Regions from separate parts of the Homo sapiens genome. Here all the other regions are linked to region 4. The links are chromatin contacts, found by Hi-C or POLR2A ChIA-PET in ENCODE. All regions are on one chromosome and are shown on one strand. Each heading gives the region's core, a stretch centred on a gene start or an enhancer-like site at or near the end of the contact. The rest is flanking DNA. Distances are from core to core; before and after follow the strand shown. Region 1 holds the start of CCDC62 (coiled-coil domain containing 62). Region 2 overlaps MLXIP (MLX interacting protein). Region 3 overlaps CFAP251 (cilia and flagella associated protein 251). Region 4 holds the start of ZCCHC8 (zinc finger CCHC-type containing 8). Region 5 holds the start of LINC02985 (long intergenic non-protein coding RNA 2985).

Region 1 (2,700 bases), core at 95-2,594, 270 kb before region 4:
TGAGGTTGGGCTCAGTGGCTCACGCCTGTAATCCCAGCACTTTGGAAGGCCGAGGTGGGCAGATCACCTGAGGTCGGGAGTTCGAGACCAGCCTGGCCAACATGGCGAAACCCTGTCTCTACTAAAAACACAAAAATTAGCTCGGCATGGTGGTGGGAGCCTGTAGTCCCAGCTATTTGGGAGGCTGAGGCGGGAGGATTGCTTGAACTCGGGAAGCAGAGGCTGCAGTAAGCCGACATTGCGTCACTGTACTCCAGCCCTGGGGACAGAGCCAGACCCTGTCTCAAAAATAAATAAATAAGAATGATGAATAAATTACAGTTGCTAGTCTTAACAAGGAAAATGGAATTTGGAGTCAAGGGATTTCAAGTCCCAAGGCTTGAATTCCAGTGTTGGGTTAGCCCTTCATTCATGCACTCAACAAATAATTTATTGAGCGCCAGTGGCTGGGCCACAGACCTCCAGGCAAGGAGCACATATTCCACTCCAGGAAAACAGGCAGTAAGCCGAGTACACAAAGGCAGGTCGTCTTACACTGATGGACGCGAACCTTGGGCAAGCCCACTTCCAGACTTTTTGGTACAGTGGAGTTGTGAGAGCTCCTTCCTCTACTCGCCAGGTTGTGTAAATTAAGGACACCCTGAGAGGTAAATGGGAAAGCAGCTCCCCAGACGCCAATCGTCCTCCTTAAACAGTAAGCACCGGGTACGCGCTACTCTGTGGCCCGGGCTGAATAACAAGGTGTTATTGGGTTAAGGAAACGGTCGTGACGCCGTTTTCCTCTAGTGTATTGTTTCACTTTTTTTTTTTTTTTTTTTTTTTGAGACGGAGTCTCGCTCTGTCGCCCAGGCTGGAGTGCAGTGGCGCGATCTCGGCTCACTGCAAGCTCTGCCTCCCGGGTTCACGCCATTCTCCTGCCTCAGCCTCCCGAGTAGCTGGGATTACAGGCGCCCGCCGCCACGCCCGGCTAATTTTTTTTTTTTTATTTTTAGTAGAGACGGGGTTTCACTGTGTTAGCCAGGATGGTCTCGATCTCCTGACCTCGTGATCCGCCCGCCTCCGCCTCCCAAAGCGCTGGGATTACAGGCGTGAGCCACCGCGCCCGGCCTGTTTCACATTTTAAGTAGACACCGTTCTTGAGAAGCAATAGATTTCGACCAATGTGCACCGTTCCCGCGGCGCCCCGCCGCGCCCGGAACCGCTGCTTACCTGGCGCCCGGCAAGGAAGGCTGCCGGAGGGTTCATAGGTGTTTCCTCCGCCCCCGGAGAAGCCCGGTGTGGGCGGCGTCACCTCAGAAACGCCATCGGCGCGCCTGCCCCGAGCGGCGGGGGCGAGCCCGGAGCCCCGGGGCCCCGCGCCCTCGGCCGACCCCCGCCCCGTACTCCAACCGCCTGCCTGGTGCCCACGCGGCGTGCGCCCGCCGGGGCTCGGGGCTCCCCGCCAGGGTTTCCGGGCCGCAGCCCCGCTGCGCTGGTGGGCACTGTTCTTCTGCCTCGGAAACTGGGGGCTCCCAAGTGGCTCAGGCTGCGTATGGACGCTTTTTGCCCACGCCCGAGGCTCCGGCGCTGGAAGGCCTGAAAGAACCGGCTGTTCACCACTACCCAGAGAATGAAGAAGTCAATAAAGGCTGCTGCGCCGCCCCCAGCACTCTGGTTTATGACATTTGAGTTGCTCACTTCCCTATCTTCCATCTTCCCCCTAATAACCGTGAGCTCGGCCGTGCTCGCTCCTGTGTAGCTGGCTCCCAGAACAGGACCTGACACTCGAATGCGTGGAGGCAGAGCCCAGCCCTCGGGGATAACAGTTGCGGGCTACCCTAGCACCTTTGATACTTTAAACCAAGAATCACAGATGAAGAGGGGGAAATTTACTCTTGGGAGCTCCTGAAAAGCAATGAGGAGAACCACGGTACTTTGTCATGACAAAATCTACGATATTCTGGGTTGAATCTAAGCTTTTTCACCTGTTCTTCCATAGTCACCTCTTCATCCCCCTTTCACTCTTCCTAAGATGTGGGAACGGGACTAGGAAAAAATAAGGCTTATCACACTTCAGCCCCGGCTGCCCATCCCTGAATGCTTAACCCATCAGACAGCAACACAATTACTAAATACGGTCGGTCTTACAGGGTTTCAACTTTACTTTTTGGTTGAATATGAAATGCCAAAACATGCCCTTGTGTTCAAAAAATACAATCTGAAAATGGAAAAACAAAATTAAGATTTCTTATTTTGAAGCTTTACTGATAGGCTCATGTTTGGGAGACCAAAGCAATGTCTTAGAATTTAAAATCAAGAAAGCTGGGCGCAGTGGCCTGTAACCCCAGCACTTTGGGAGGCCAATGTAGGAGGATCTGTTGCGTTCAGGAGTTTGAGACCAGCCTGAGCAACATGGTGACACCCACCTCTAAAAAACTTTTTTTTTTTTTTTTTTTGAGATGGAGTCTGGCTCTTGTTGCCTGAGCTGGAGTGCAATGGCACAATCTCGGCTCACTGCAAACTCTGCCTCTGGCCTCAAGCAAATCTCCTGCCTCAGCCTCCCGAGTAGCTGGGATTACAGGTGCCCGCCACCACGCCACCTTTGTTGTATTTTTAGTAGAGATGGGTTTCACTACCTTGGCCAGGCTGGTCGCGAACTCCTGACCTCAGTTGACCCACCCACTTCAGCCTCCCAAAGTGCTGGGATTACAGGTGTGAGCT
Region 2 (2,748 bases), core at 111-2,610, 390 kb after region 4:
CCTGGCCCTAAAGAATAAAAATGAGAGGCACCCAGAGCAGGGATGCGTTGGGGTCACACCCACTTCCATTCGGCAAAAGGAAGAATAGCTGGATCCTGTAACACCCACTGCAACCACAGGATTCTGGCTTATTTGAGGAAGAGGATTCAAAAAAGCATACGAACAACTTTGTACTGCCCTCATCACATAATAGAAATTCCAAAATAAAATCCATTTTCCCTTTGCCTGCTAAAGATGCTTTCTCCCATCTGCTACTGAGAATCAGTTGTCAACCTAAATCTCTCCTTTGCATCCTCTTCCCATGGGTGTTTTTTAGTCAACTTATTAACCTTCCAAGTAGCAAAGGAGTTTGGGATGGGCAGAAGAGTTGGAGCCTACTCTAAATCGAAGGCAAGCTGTAGAAACAGTTTTTGTATTTCAGACATGCTGCAAATCTCCTCAGCCAACCCATCTGAGGTCAAACAGCCCTTCTGTCTCTCCTGAGACGTATGAACGGATTACATCTTTGTCAGCATTCCATATATCTACATTTCTTTCCTGTCTGTGAAAAGCAACAATTTGGGCCAGGCACGGTGGCTCACACCTGTAATCCCAGTGTGGATCGCTTAAGGCCAGGAGTTCGAGACCAGCCTGGCCAACATGGCAAAACCCCATCACTACTAAGAATACAAAAAGTAGTTGGGCACAGTGGCTCATGCCTATAATCCCAACACTTTGGGAGGCCAAGGCGGGCGGATCACTTCAGGTCAGGAGTTCAAGACCAGCCTAGCCAACACAGTGCAACCCCGTCACTACTAAAAATACAAAAATTAGCTGGGCGTGGTGGCTCACGCCTTGTAATCCCAGCACTTTGGGAGGCCAAGGTGGGCAGAACACTTCAGGTCAGGAGTTCGAGACCAGCATGGCCAACATGGTGAAACCCCATCTCTACTAAAAATACAAAAATTAGCCAGGTGTGGTGGTGCACGCTTGTAATCCCAGCTACTCAGGAGGCTGAGGCAGGAGAATCACTTGAGCCCGGAAGGCAGAGGTTGCAGTGAGCTGAGATTGTGCCACCTAAAAAGGAAATTATATTTTTTATAGTTTCACATGAGGGTGAGCACAGGTTTAGTCACTAAAAGTCAAGGTCAGAGTGACTAATGTCTCTCTCTTTCATTTACCCCTGCTTGAAGGCCTCCTGGAAGAATAGACTAAAATGGAATGAGAATTTGTAAGACACACATAATTTAAGAAAAACTACAGAGCAGGAAAAAGAAGTCTGCCTAGACAGTGATGGGCACTCATTTCTCAAAACCGAAGTCCCTGATGTACTGCTGGTTCCCTCCACACACAAGTGAAAGCAAAACACAGGCCTTGCAGGAGCTCACGGACTAATGAAAGGGCGTGACCCACATGGGAAGGAGATTTTGTGTCTTCTCCTTCCTGCAGATCTTTGGGGGCCAGCGTGCATTTAGAGGTGGGGAGGAGTCGAGCAGGGAGAGAGTAATTATGAACAAAACTTGAAGCCAACCATTTATGTTGATTTTTTGACTATAAAGTTTCAGTCCTCGTGTTATGTACAAGGGCCTGCTACCCTTTCCTGACATAAGGAAGAATGATAATATGATTCCTCTGATGGCAAAATCCCAGATTTTACTGAGGAAATCTAATTCTGTCTTTTTTTTTTTTTTTTTTTTTGAGATGGAGTCTCGCTCTGTCGCCAGGCTAGAGTTGCAGTGGTGTTATCTCAGCTCACTGCAACCTCTGCCTCCTGGGTTAAAGCCATTCTCCTGCCTCAGCCTCCTGAGTAGCTGAGATTGTAGATGCCCGCCACCATACCTGGCTAATTTTTGTATTTTTAGTACAGACGAGGTTTCACCGTGTTGGCCAGGATGGTCTTGATCTCTTGAACTCGTGATTCACCCGCCTCAGCCTCCCAAAGTGCTGGGATTACAGGTGTGAACCACCCCTTTCGGCCCTGATTCTGTCTTAATGTCATAAAAATTCATCTTCTCCATCAGCAGCATCACAGGCCAGGCTGCCCTTCGCAGGGGACACATGGCGCACCTTCCAATCAGGGTCAGCTTGGAAAGATACTTTTATTACCACCTAGTCACCGCCGGCCAGGGGAGAGCCAGAGAGGGCAGTGTCCCCGCAACCCCCCACCTTCCAATCAAGGCCAACTCAGAAAGATGCTTTTATCACCACCCTGTCACCACTGGTCACAGGAGAGCTGGGGGAGGACAATGTCCCCCCAAATCCCCCTTTTCAATCAGGGCCAACTCGGAAAAGACACTTTTCTAACCACCCTGTCACCACCAGCCACAGGAGAGCCGGGAGAGGGCAGTCAGTGTCCAACTGCCTGCCAGCTCTGCAGCCTTGGACAGACACCTGGCCTTTCAGAACTTCACTTTCTTTGGGAAAAAAAGAAAACTACTTCACAGAGCTGTGGTAAGAATGAAATGAAGCCAGGTATTTAGAGCAGACTGACTTTCTATCTGGAACACAGGAGGTTCTCAGTAAAAAGAATTCATACATTCAGCTGATGCTTCCCAAGACGTTCAGGGCTGTCTGACTCACTGTGCTGTGGGAACCGCACAATTAAAGCCTCTAGGCCACTGTGGCCAAGCCTCACCGTGACTCTGGATGGGAAGAGGGGGAACGACTGTGGGGGGATGCTGAACAAAGGTGCTGCGGAGCTGGAGAGCACCAGAGCTGTGAGATTAGGTACATCCAGGAAAATGCAAATGCATCCCACCAAGAGCGACA
Region 3 (2,700 bases), core at 201-2,700, 510 kb after region 4:
AGACGCTCCTCACCTCCCAGACGGGGTCTCGGCCGGGCAGAGGCACTCCTCACATCCCAGATGGGGCGGCGGGGCAGAGGCGCTCCCCACATCTCAGACGATGGGCGGCCGGGCAGAGACGCTCCTCACTTCCTAGATGTGATGGCGGCTGGGAAGAGGCGCTCCTCACTTCCTAGATGGGATGGCGGCCGGGTGGAGACGCTCCTCACTTTCCAGACTGGGCAGCCAGGCAGAGGGGCTCCTCACATCCCCGACGATGGGCGGCCAGGCAGAGACACTCCTCACTTCCCAGACGGGGTGGCGGCCGGGCAGAGGCTGCAATCTCGGCACTTTGGGAGGCCAAGGCAGGCGGCTGGGAGGTGTAGGTTGTAGTGAGCCGAGATCACGCCACTGCACTCCAGCCTGGGCACCATTGAGCACTGAGTGAACGAGACTCCGTCTGCAATCCCGGCACCTCGGGAGGCCGAGGTTGGCGGATCACTCGCGGTTAGGGGCTGGAGACCGGCCCGGCCAACACAGCGAAACCCGGTCTCCACCAAAACCAGTCAGGCGTGGCGGCGCGTGCCTGCAATCGCAGGCACTCGGCAGGCTGAGGCAGGAGAATCAGGCAGGGAGGTTGCAGTGAGCCGAGATGGCAGCAGTACAGTCCAGCTTCGGCTCCGCATGAGAGGGAGACCGTGGGGAGAGGGAGAGGGAGAGGGAGACGGAGAGGGAGAGGGAGTGGGAGAGGGAGAGGGAGAGCTCTTGTGATTATATTTTTCTATGCACTTGCTAATTACAATACATGTAATCATAACATAAGATAAATTATAATTTGGCTGGGTGGGGTGGCTTACGCCTGTAATCCCAGCACTTTAGGAGGCTGGAGTGGGTAGATCGTTTTAGGAGCTTGAGACAGCCTGGGCTGTGAAATCCTGTCTCTACAAAAAAGACAACAAATTAGCTTGGCGTGGTGGCGCATGTGCCTGTAGTCCCAGCTACTTGGGAGGCTGAGATGGGAGGATCACCTGAGCCCGGGAGGTGGAGGCTGCACTGAGCCGTGATTGTGCCACTGCACTCCAGCCTGGGCAACAGGAGTGAGGAGTAAGACCCTGTCTGAAAAAGAAAAAAAAAAGAAATAATATATATAAATATATATAAATTACCAATGTAATATATGATTTAACTCAGTTCAGAACAGGAGACTAAGACGACAAAAGGAATTCATAAGGGCCTGAGTTACTCATACCCAGAGAGTTCCAAAGAGCTCAGCAAACATTCACAGCACAAACCACTCAGCATGTGATTCACCTCTTACTCTCTCTTCCCGTATGACTGATCAAGAATCACTACTCAACAAGCACGGAGTTGGCAGCTTCGGCATCACTGACATTTCCTTCCTGAGCCGACTTCGCAAGTGTTCGTTGAAAAGGCAGGTTCTGCTACTTGTCTGAACAAAGTTCATGCTTGGGAGAGGAACCTCGGAGCTGGAAATAGAACGCAGAGCTTGTTCTGAACGCCCCCGTGTGAAGATGGCTTGAGAGAAGCAGGAGTCCTAGCTGAGCGGCCCAGACGCACTGGTGGTTGTCAGTCAGCCTGGCCTTTGATTGGCATTCTCACGCCTGCTAAGGCGGGGCTTTATTCCATTCACCTGGAGAGCTTAAACAGTTCTGAGGCCCAGATCCTATTCCCTGAGAACCTGATTTTTTTTTTTAGATGATAGTCTCACTCTGTCGCCCAGGCAGGAGTCCAGTGGCGTGATCTCGGATCACAGCAACCTCCACCTCCTGAGTCCAACCAATTCTCCTGCCTCAGCCTCCCAAGTAGCTGGGACTACAGGCGCGCGCCACCACAGCTGGCTAATTTTTGTATTTTTAGTAGCAACAGGGTTCCTACTGTTGGCCAGGCTGGTCTCAAACTCTTGACTTCAAGTGATCTGCCTGCCTCGGCCTCCCAAATTGCTGGGATTACAGGAATGAGCCACCACAACCAGCTGAGATCCTGATTTAATTGGTCTGGGGACCAAATTTTTGGAAGCTTCTCATTCGAATGATTTGAATGCGTAGCCAAGCTTGAGAAACATGGCTGGAAGGCAAAGGCTCGCTGACATGTCAGGCTTCACAATGACCGGGAGGTCTTGTTCAAACAGACTGCTGGTCCCACCTGGGGGGTTTCTGAGTCTGGGATAGGGTCTGACCATTTGCATTTCTTGTAAGTCCCTAGGTCACGTGAAGTCAATCCTGTTGGTCTGGGGACCACACTTTGAATACTGCTGCTCTTAGACCACAGGGGTTCACGGAGGTGATACTGGTGCCAAAATGAATCAGCCCCAAGCTTGTGACTTTCAGTAGAGAGTAATAATGGGTGGCAGCTGCGGTGCACGCTCTAATTCTTTGGGCTCACATCTGTTTTCCCCATTAAGCTGTAGCCAGAGCTTTCATCTCTATTTCCCCGGCAGCTTAGTTCAGAGCCTGGCACATTATAGAGGCTCAGAGAAATGTTTACTGAATGGATAGATAGATGGATGAATGGATGAATGAATGAATGATGAAGTAAATAATGTGGACACAAGTGAGGCCACAAAAAGAATTCTCTTGAAACTCACAAGAAGCTTAGAATAATCATTTAGTGCCCTAGTTAATTTTACTCGATTTACTAGTAGTTACTGAGCATTTGGTTTAGTGCAAAGCCAATGAAATACAAGTCTCTCAATTATTACTA
Region 4 (2,701 bases), core at 88-2,587:
TTTCACCTTTTTTTTTTTTTTTTTTTTTTTGAGACAGAGTCTTGCTCTGTCGCCCAAGCTGGAGTGCAGTGGCACGATTTCGGCTCACTGCAACCTCTGCCTCCCGGGTTCAAGCGATTCTCCTTCCTCAACCTCCTGAGTAGCTGGGATTACAGGCGTGTGCCACTACGCCTGGCTAATTTTTGTATTTTTAGTAGAGACAGGGTTTCTCCATGTTGGTCATGCTCGTCTTGAATTTCTGACCTCGTGATCCACCTGCCTCGGCCTCCCAAAGTGCTGGGGTTGCAGATGTGAGCCACCGCCCCCGGCCCACATTTCTTTGTGTGATCAATATCCATCAACAACCATCTCGACCCAAGAACAGGAACATTTATAATTATGGGGTTTTTGTTGCTTTTTGTGGACTACAGCCTTCGTGAGAGGAGGAATTACTCTATTGTGGTTACTCTTGTAACCATACTCAGGTCCTAGACAAGTGCCTGGCCCATCGAAGGTGTAAGTAAATAATGTGATTGAATGACAGAAAGCCTCAACAGACAAATAGTTGAGTCTAGCTAATCTTACATTAAAAACGAAGCAAGCTCAATAAACTAATCTACAACAGTCATCTCTGTAGCAAAGCTGGAGTTTCTTATTCTCTTTTATGTTTATTTTTATTCAGTTCCCTTTCAGGCTATGGAGTTCCTTATTCTCTGGTGTGGCACGCACACCAGAATCTGTGAGAAGCTATGCGTCGTGCTCTGATTTTTCACCCTTAGTTGCCTAACAGGAACATCCCATACTGGTTTTTGTTTTTCTTTTTCTTTTTGAGACAGGGTCTTGCTTTGTCTCCCAGGCTGGTGTGCAGTGGCGCCATCTGGGCTCAATGCAGCCTCGACCTCTTGGGCTCAAACCCTCCCGCCTCAGCTTGCCGAGTACTTGGGACTACAATCGCCCAGCTAATTTTTATATTTTTTTGTAGTGTCTGGGTCTCGCTCTGTTGCCCAGGGTGGTCTCCAACTCCTGGGCTCACGTGATCCTCCCACCTCTGCCTCCCGAGTAGTTGGTATTACAGGTGTGAGCCACCCCGCCCTGCCCCCAGATTGCTTTAGCGCATTCTGACCTACTCCAGCTTTCTTCACATTTCAAAAAGCACCAATCCCAGGATGCAATGCAGACAATGAGTACCAGTCGCTTAGAAACCACACGTCCCAGCATGCCGTCCTCCGGGCAATCGCAAGCCCGATAGGCCCCGCTGCATTCCGGGAGTTGTAGTCTCTAGCGACTGGCCCCGCCCCGTGTGCAGCTTTCGCGGCCTGCGTCTGGAGAAAACCCTAGCGGGTGGCTCCGTGCGGCCAGAGCTCTAGAGAGTGGTGCCGCCTTCCAACCTTCTTCCCCAAGCCCTGGTGGCCGGCTCCGCCTCTTCTCGAATCTTTTCCACAGCCCAAAATGGCCGCAGAGGTGTATTTTGGCGATCTAGAGCTCTTCGAGCCGTTCGACCACCCAGAGGAGTCGATTCCGAAGCCCGTTCACACTCGCTTCAAGGACGACGACGGCGACGAGGAGGACGAAAATGGGGTCGGCGACGCGGAGCTACGGGAGCGGCTTCGGCAGTGCGAGGAGACCATCGAGCAGCTCCGCGCCGAGAATATCCTTTCCTCTCGCTGGGCCCTGTCACCCGGGTGTGGGGCCGGGGCAGCGCCAGGCGTGGGGCCGGGGCAGCGCCGGGCGAGGGCGAGGGCGCGGGCGGAAGTTCCAGGAGGGCCAGAATTCCAAGTGCTTTCTGTCACCCGCCGGCGGACCGAGAGTCTAGGGTTCGGGGCGCGCAGGCTGCCTCGGCGCAGACCTCTTCCCCTCAGGGAGGCCGTCTCCTGACCAGACCCACTCCTGCCTCCCACCCGGGTGCCGTGTTTAGGGTTATTTTAGGCTGCTCACCTGACAGATTGTACACAAGCCCTTAATTGCCCCCCTCTGTTTGAGGTCGTGGTGAGGTTTCATATTTCGCAGCCACGCTCAAATTGTGCCGTCATGTTACAGTTGTAGGTGATGAAATACCGGCTGCTTAGACGCGGGATCGGTTTTTATACCGGGGCAAACGCTAGTGGTCCCAGAATGCAGAGTTGGGGGCCTCAAGGAATCCGGGTGTGCTGAGATAATTGGTTAATTGCTTGATTAAAATTGGGGATTAATTTTAGAGTTCTTCCACTCGGAGCTCGCTTCTGTGCTGAAGATGCTTTGCAACGCCTTGAGGAAAACGCGCCAAAGAAGTTTCTGTTAGACTTGAGTTACAAGATTGCAGATTTTTCTTGATTTGCTAGTATGTTTTTTTTTACGTTCGTAGAGTTTTATAGGTAGATAGATAACTTTGGTTCGGGTAGTTTTCCTTTTAAAATTTGTAGAGAACTGAAAGTGGCTGATATGTTAGCTTTTTTAGGGGGACGGGGTCGGGGAATGGAGTCTCAGTCTGTTGCCCAGGCTGGAGTGCAGTGGCGCGATCTCGGCTCACTGCAACCTCCGCCTCCCGGGTTCAAGCGATTCTCCTGCCTCAGCCTCCCGAATAGCTGGGATTACAGGCGCCCGCCACGGCGCCCAGTCAGTATATCAGTTTTTAAGGTTTGTGAAGCGCGATTTATTTTTTCAGAATGTCGTCTTCCTCCACATTGTGAGGAAAATTTTCAGAATACAAAAAGTTGAGGCCGGGCGCTGTGGCTCAAGCCTGTAA
Region 5 (2,700 bases), core at 197-2,696, 440 kb after region 4:
GTCCTCATTATACAGATGAGGAAACAGGGACCCAGAGAGGTTAAGATACTTGCCTGAGGTCACACTGCTCAGGAGTGGTGGAGCTCCGCGTGTTGAGGACTACAGAAGAGGATGCCTCATTGGTCCAAAACAGGTCCATATGGAGGAGTGGGGGCTCACGTCGGGTAAGACCCAGTGAAAACTTGCCTAAACCATCAAGGGCATTTATTGGCTCACAAATTGAGACGTTCCGGGGGTTGTGCTGGCTTCAGGGCCGGCTGGGGCCAAGGCCCAAATGCTGCCCTTAGAAAGCACACACTCACCGTCTTTCAGCCCTTTCCTGTGATGGTTTCATTCTCAGGCTGATTCCTCCCCACGTGTAAGGAAAGATGGCCACAGCCACTCCATTTGAGCAACTCCAGATGCTCCAGCAGAATTCTTTCCCACCAGTTCCCACCCAGGGCTGACTCTCACTGGGCTGCTATGGGCCACGTGCTCATCCCTGAGCCAATTGTGGTAGCCAGGAGGCGGGACCATGGTGATTGGATAGGACTGGGTCATATCACCACCCTGGGCTAAGTGCCCGCCCCACTTAAGGACGGGGAGGGAGGGAGACCCCTATGGGAAGAAGAGGGAAACAGAACTGGATAGACAAGGTCAAAGGATGTCTATCTAATCTGAGACTCTGGAGGAAACATGCATTCTTCACCCAGAGGAGCGATAGAGGGAAGTTGGACTTGGCCTTTAGGGTCTGCAGTCCATCCTCGGCCCCACCACGGACCTCTGTGACACTTGTTGCCTTAGCATGGCCTGGAACTTGGACCTGAGCCTTTTCTGCCTACCTCCCCCAGCTGATCCCTTTCCCACCCCACCTCCCTGCCTACTGACCGCCTTCACATTGCCTGGGGCCACATGGGCCCTGTTGCCAACCGCTGGCCCCCCGCTTGGCCTATTGTTCCAGTTCCCTAGTTGCCCGGCTCCCACTTCCAGTCTGGTCTTTTCCAATCCATGCTATTCATTGGCAACACCATCCCTAGTCCAGCAGAGCCTTGGCTCAGAAGCCTCCAGCCCCTCCTTTGTGTCAAAAAGGAAAAACGAGCTGCTTAGCCCCAGGCCTGGTATTCCTCCAGTGTCCTAGGAGATTCCCTGACCCTTGCCATCAGAATGTCTGTATCCCCTAATTCCAAACTGTGGTCGGCATCGTAAAGCACTGCGGCTCACTTACCTGCCTGGGGGTTAAGGGTCAAGTTTGAGTCATCGCTGCCTAGGGCCCAGCACAGCTCAACCAATGCCGGCAAAGCCTACATTTCTAGCTCCTGGGCATGAGACTGCTCCTTGATGAAGGGAGGTGGGAGAGGAAGTTAGGCGGCTCCAGTGAGAGACACAGAGGAAGTTCCACAGAATGACTGTGAGACAGTGATCTAGGCGGGTGGAGACAAGGGAGGCAGGGGGAAAGGGCAGAAGCCTTAGAGAGAGGAGGGAGGGACCGATCCAGAGAGTGAGAGCTGGGAACAGACACGCAGGGAGGGCAGAAAGGAAGCGCGGGAACGTGTGCCAGCTCAGGCATTTTTTTTCCTTAAGCAAACAAGGCCTCTATGATTTGTGTTTTGTCAGGCTGAACTTTCCATATCAGGAGTTTATTTAGCTGAGCAGCCAATTCTGGTAAAAACACTGGAACATGTTAAAAAGGAACGGGTAGGAAGGAGAGTCAGACAGAACAAACAGGAGAGAGCATCTGCCTGCAGCCGGTCCACGCAGTGCAGCTTGGCCTAGACCCGCTGACACAACACCCCCACCCCTGCCAGCTCTCTTTAGGGGCTGACCCAAGGGCCAGGTGACGCTGGACAGAGGTGGGGAAGTCAGCGTGGGGGAAGGAGTCTGGGCTGAAAGGGTCACAGCCCTGGGAAAGGTCTGGTTCCAGCCCAACCATGTAAGTCACTAGAGGCTGTTAGGACAAGTCAAGCCGAGGTTGCAGTCCACCCATGCACTAACGCCCCTGAGTCCCTACCACAATCCAGAGTCCCCTCAGAGACAGGGAAGCTGAAAACATGTCCCTGCTGGAACCCAGGTCTCGGGGTAGGCGGATCAGGTGTGGCTTTTTTTTTTTTGAGACAGAATCTCACTCTGTTGCACCCAGGCTGGAGTGCAGTGGCGTGATCTCAGCTCACTGCAACCTCTGCCTCCCAGGTTCAAGCCATTCTCCTGCCTTGGCCTCCCAACTAGTTGGGATTAAAGGTGTGTGCCACCACACCTGGCTAATTTTTCTATTTTTAGTAGACACGGGGTTTCGCCATGTTGCCCAGGCTGGTCTCGAACTCCTGACCTCAGGTGATCGCCCTTCTCGGCCTCCCAAAGTGCTGGGATTACAAGCATGAGCCACCACGCCTGGCCTCAGGTGTGGCTTTCAACCTGGGGGCCTGACCCGGCATGAGAGCCCTGCAGGGGACTGTCCTGCTGTTTTCTCACCTGCACAAGGTGGCCAACAATACCTGCCCACAGAAAGGAGCAACTAGTGGCTTGCCTGGCATCCAGCTGGTGCTTAATAATGGCAGCTCTTATGACTATGGAAGGCAACAGCTCCTGTGTGCAAGGAACTTGTGTGTCTTGTAGAATCAGGGCCACACGGCCAAGCAAGAGAGGCCGGAGCAGCTGGAGAGGGACACCGTCACCATCGATCTGACCTTACTTAAAATGAGACAAAACCACAAGGTATTCATGATT

The links. A loop is a pair of places that touch in the nucleus more often than their neighbours do. ChIA-PET counts read pairs that join two places held with the same protein, here RNA polymerase II (POLR2A). Pooled maps may share reads with other maps.
Region 1: a loop to region 4 is called in a map of naive thymus-derived CD4-positive, alpha-beta T cell, with 16 times the contacts of the local background. The contact joins the promoter of CCDC62 here to the promoter of ZCCHC8 in region 4. A Hi-C loop is called at or near these places in 2 of 168 maps with a recorded cell type or tissue (naive thymus-derived CD4-positive, alpha-beta T cell and thyroid gland) and 6 of 50 pooled maps. POLR2A ChIA-PET finds 5 or more read pairs at or near these places in 14 of 52 experiments (B cell, CD4-positive, alpha-beta T cell, CD8-positive, alpha-beta memory T cell and 9 more).
Region 2: POLR2A ChIA-PET joins it to region 4 with 11 read pairs in activated T-cell. The contact joins the enhancer-like site here to the promoter of ZCCHC8 in region 4. POLR2A ChIA-PET finds 5 or more read pairs at or near these places in 4 of 52 experiments (activated CD4-positive, alpha-beta T cell, activated T-cell and naive thymus-derived CD8-positive, alpha-beta T cell).
Region 3: a pooled map shows a loop between it and region 4 (6-fold over the local background). The contact joins the enhancer-like site here to the promoter of ZCCHC8 in region 4. A Hi-C loop is called at or near these places in 2 of 50 pooled maps. POLR2A ChIA-PET finds 5 or more read pairs at or near these places in 3 of 52 experiments (OCI-LY7, T-cell and activated B cell).
Region 5: a pooled map shows a loop between it and region 4 (4-fold over the local background). The contact joins the promoter of LINC02985 here to the promoter of ZCCHC8 in region 4. A Hi-C loop is called at or near these places in 7 of 50 pooled maps. POLR2A ChIA-PET finds 5 or more read pairs at or near these places in 2 of 52 experiments (T-cell and activated CD4-positive, alpha-beta T cell).

What each region holds. Positions count from the first base shown.
Region 1 is chr12:122,773,216-122,775,915 of GRCh38, reverse strand. It overlaps CCDC62 (coiled-coil domain containing 62), which reads right to left and starts at 1,344. Exons shown (of 13, transcript NM_201435.5): 1 at 1,210-1,344. The coding sequence starts at 1,245. RefSeq lists silencers at 480-774, 1,297-1,506 and enhancers at 977-1,116, 504-1,197.
Region 2 is chr12:122,107,297-122,110,044 of GRCh38, reverse strand. All of the region lies in intron 1 of MLXIP (MLX interacting protein), which reads right to left. Among named protein-coding and RNA genes, the nearest start is that of MLXIP, 30 kb to the right of the region's middle. RefSeq lists an enhancer at 936-1,255. Within about 2 kb of position 1,360, at least 17 of the 41 ENCODE cell types and tissues checked have a DNase peak (open chromatin) inside an H3K27ac peak, as active enhancers do.
Region 3 is chr12:121,990,986-121,993,685 of GRCh38, reverse strand. All of the region lies in intron 19 of CFAP251 (cilia and flagella associated protein 251), which reads right to left. Among named protein-coding and RNA genes, the nearest start is that of BCL7A, 30 kb to the left of the region's middle. RefSeq lists enhancers at 1,420-1,519, 2,602-2,651. Within about 2 kb of position 1,450, at least 13 of the 41 ENCODE cell types and tissues checked have a DNase peak (open chromatin) inside an H3K27ac peak, as active enhancers do; they include OCI-LY7, where a contact is called at or near this core.
Region 4 is chr12:122,499,568-122,502,268 of GRCh38, reverse strand. ZCCHC8 (zinc finger CCHC-type containing 8) reads left to right here and starts at 1,337. Exons shown (of 14, transcript NM_017612.5): 1 at 1,337-1,627. The coding sequence starts at 1,429. RefSeq lists enhancers at 292-983, 919-1,098, 1,149-1,208, 1,409-1,488, 984-1,677 and 1 more and a silencer at 1,629-1,778.
Region 5 is chr12:122,062,036-122,064,735 of GRCh38, reverse strand. It overlaps LINC02985 (long intergenic non-protein coding RNA 2985), which reads right to left and starts at 1,446. Exons shown (of 4, transcript NR_135044.1): 1 at 1,205-1,446; 2 at 54-186. BCL7A (BAF chromatin remodeling complex subunit BCL7A) reads right to left here. Exons shown (of 6, transcript NM_001024808.3): 6 at 2,692-2,700. RefSeq lists enhancers at 9-58, 199-428, 379-673 and silencers at 469-618, 1,539-1,833.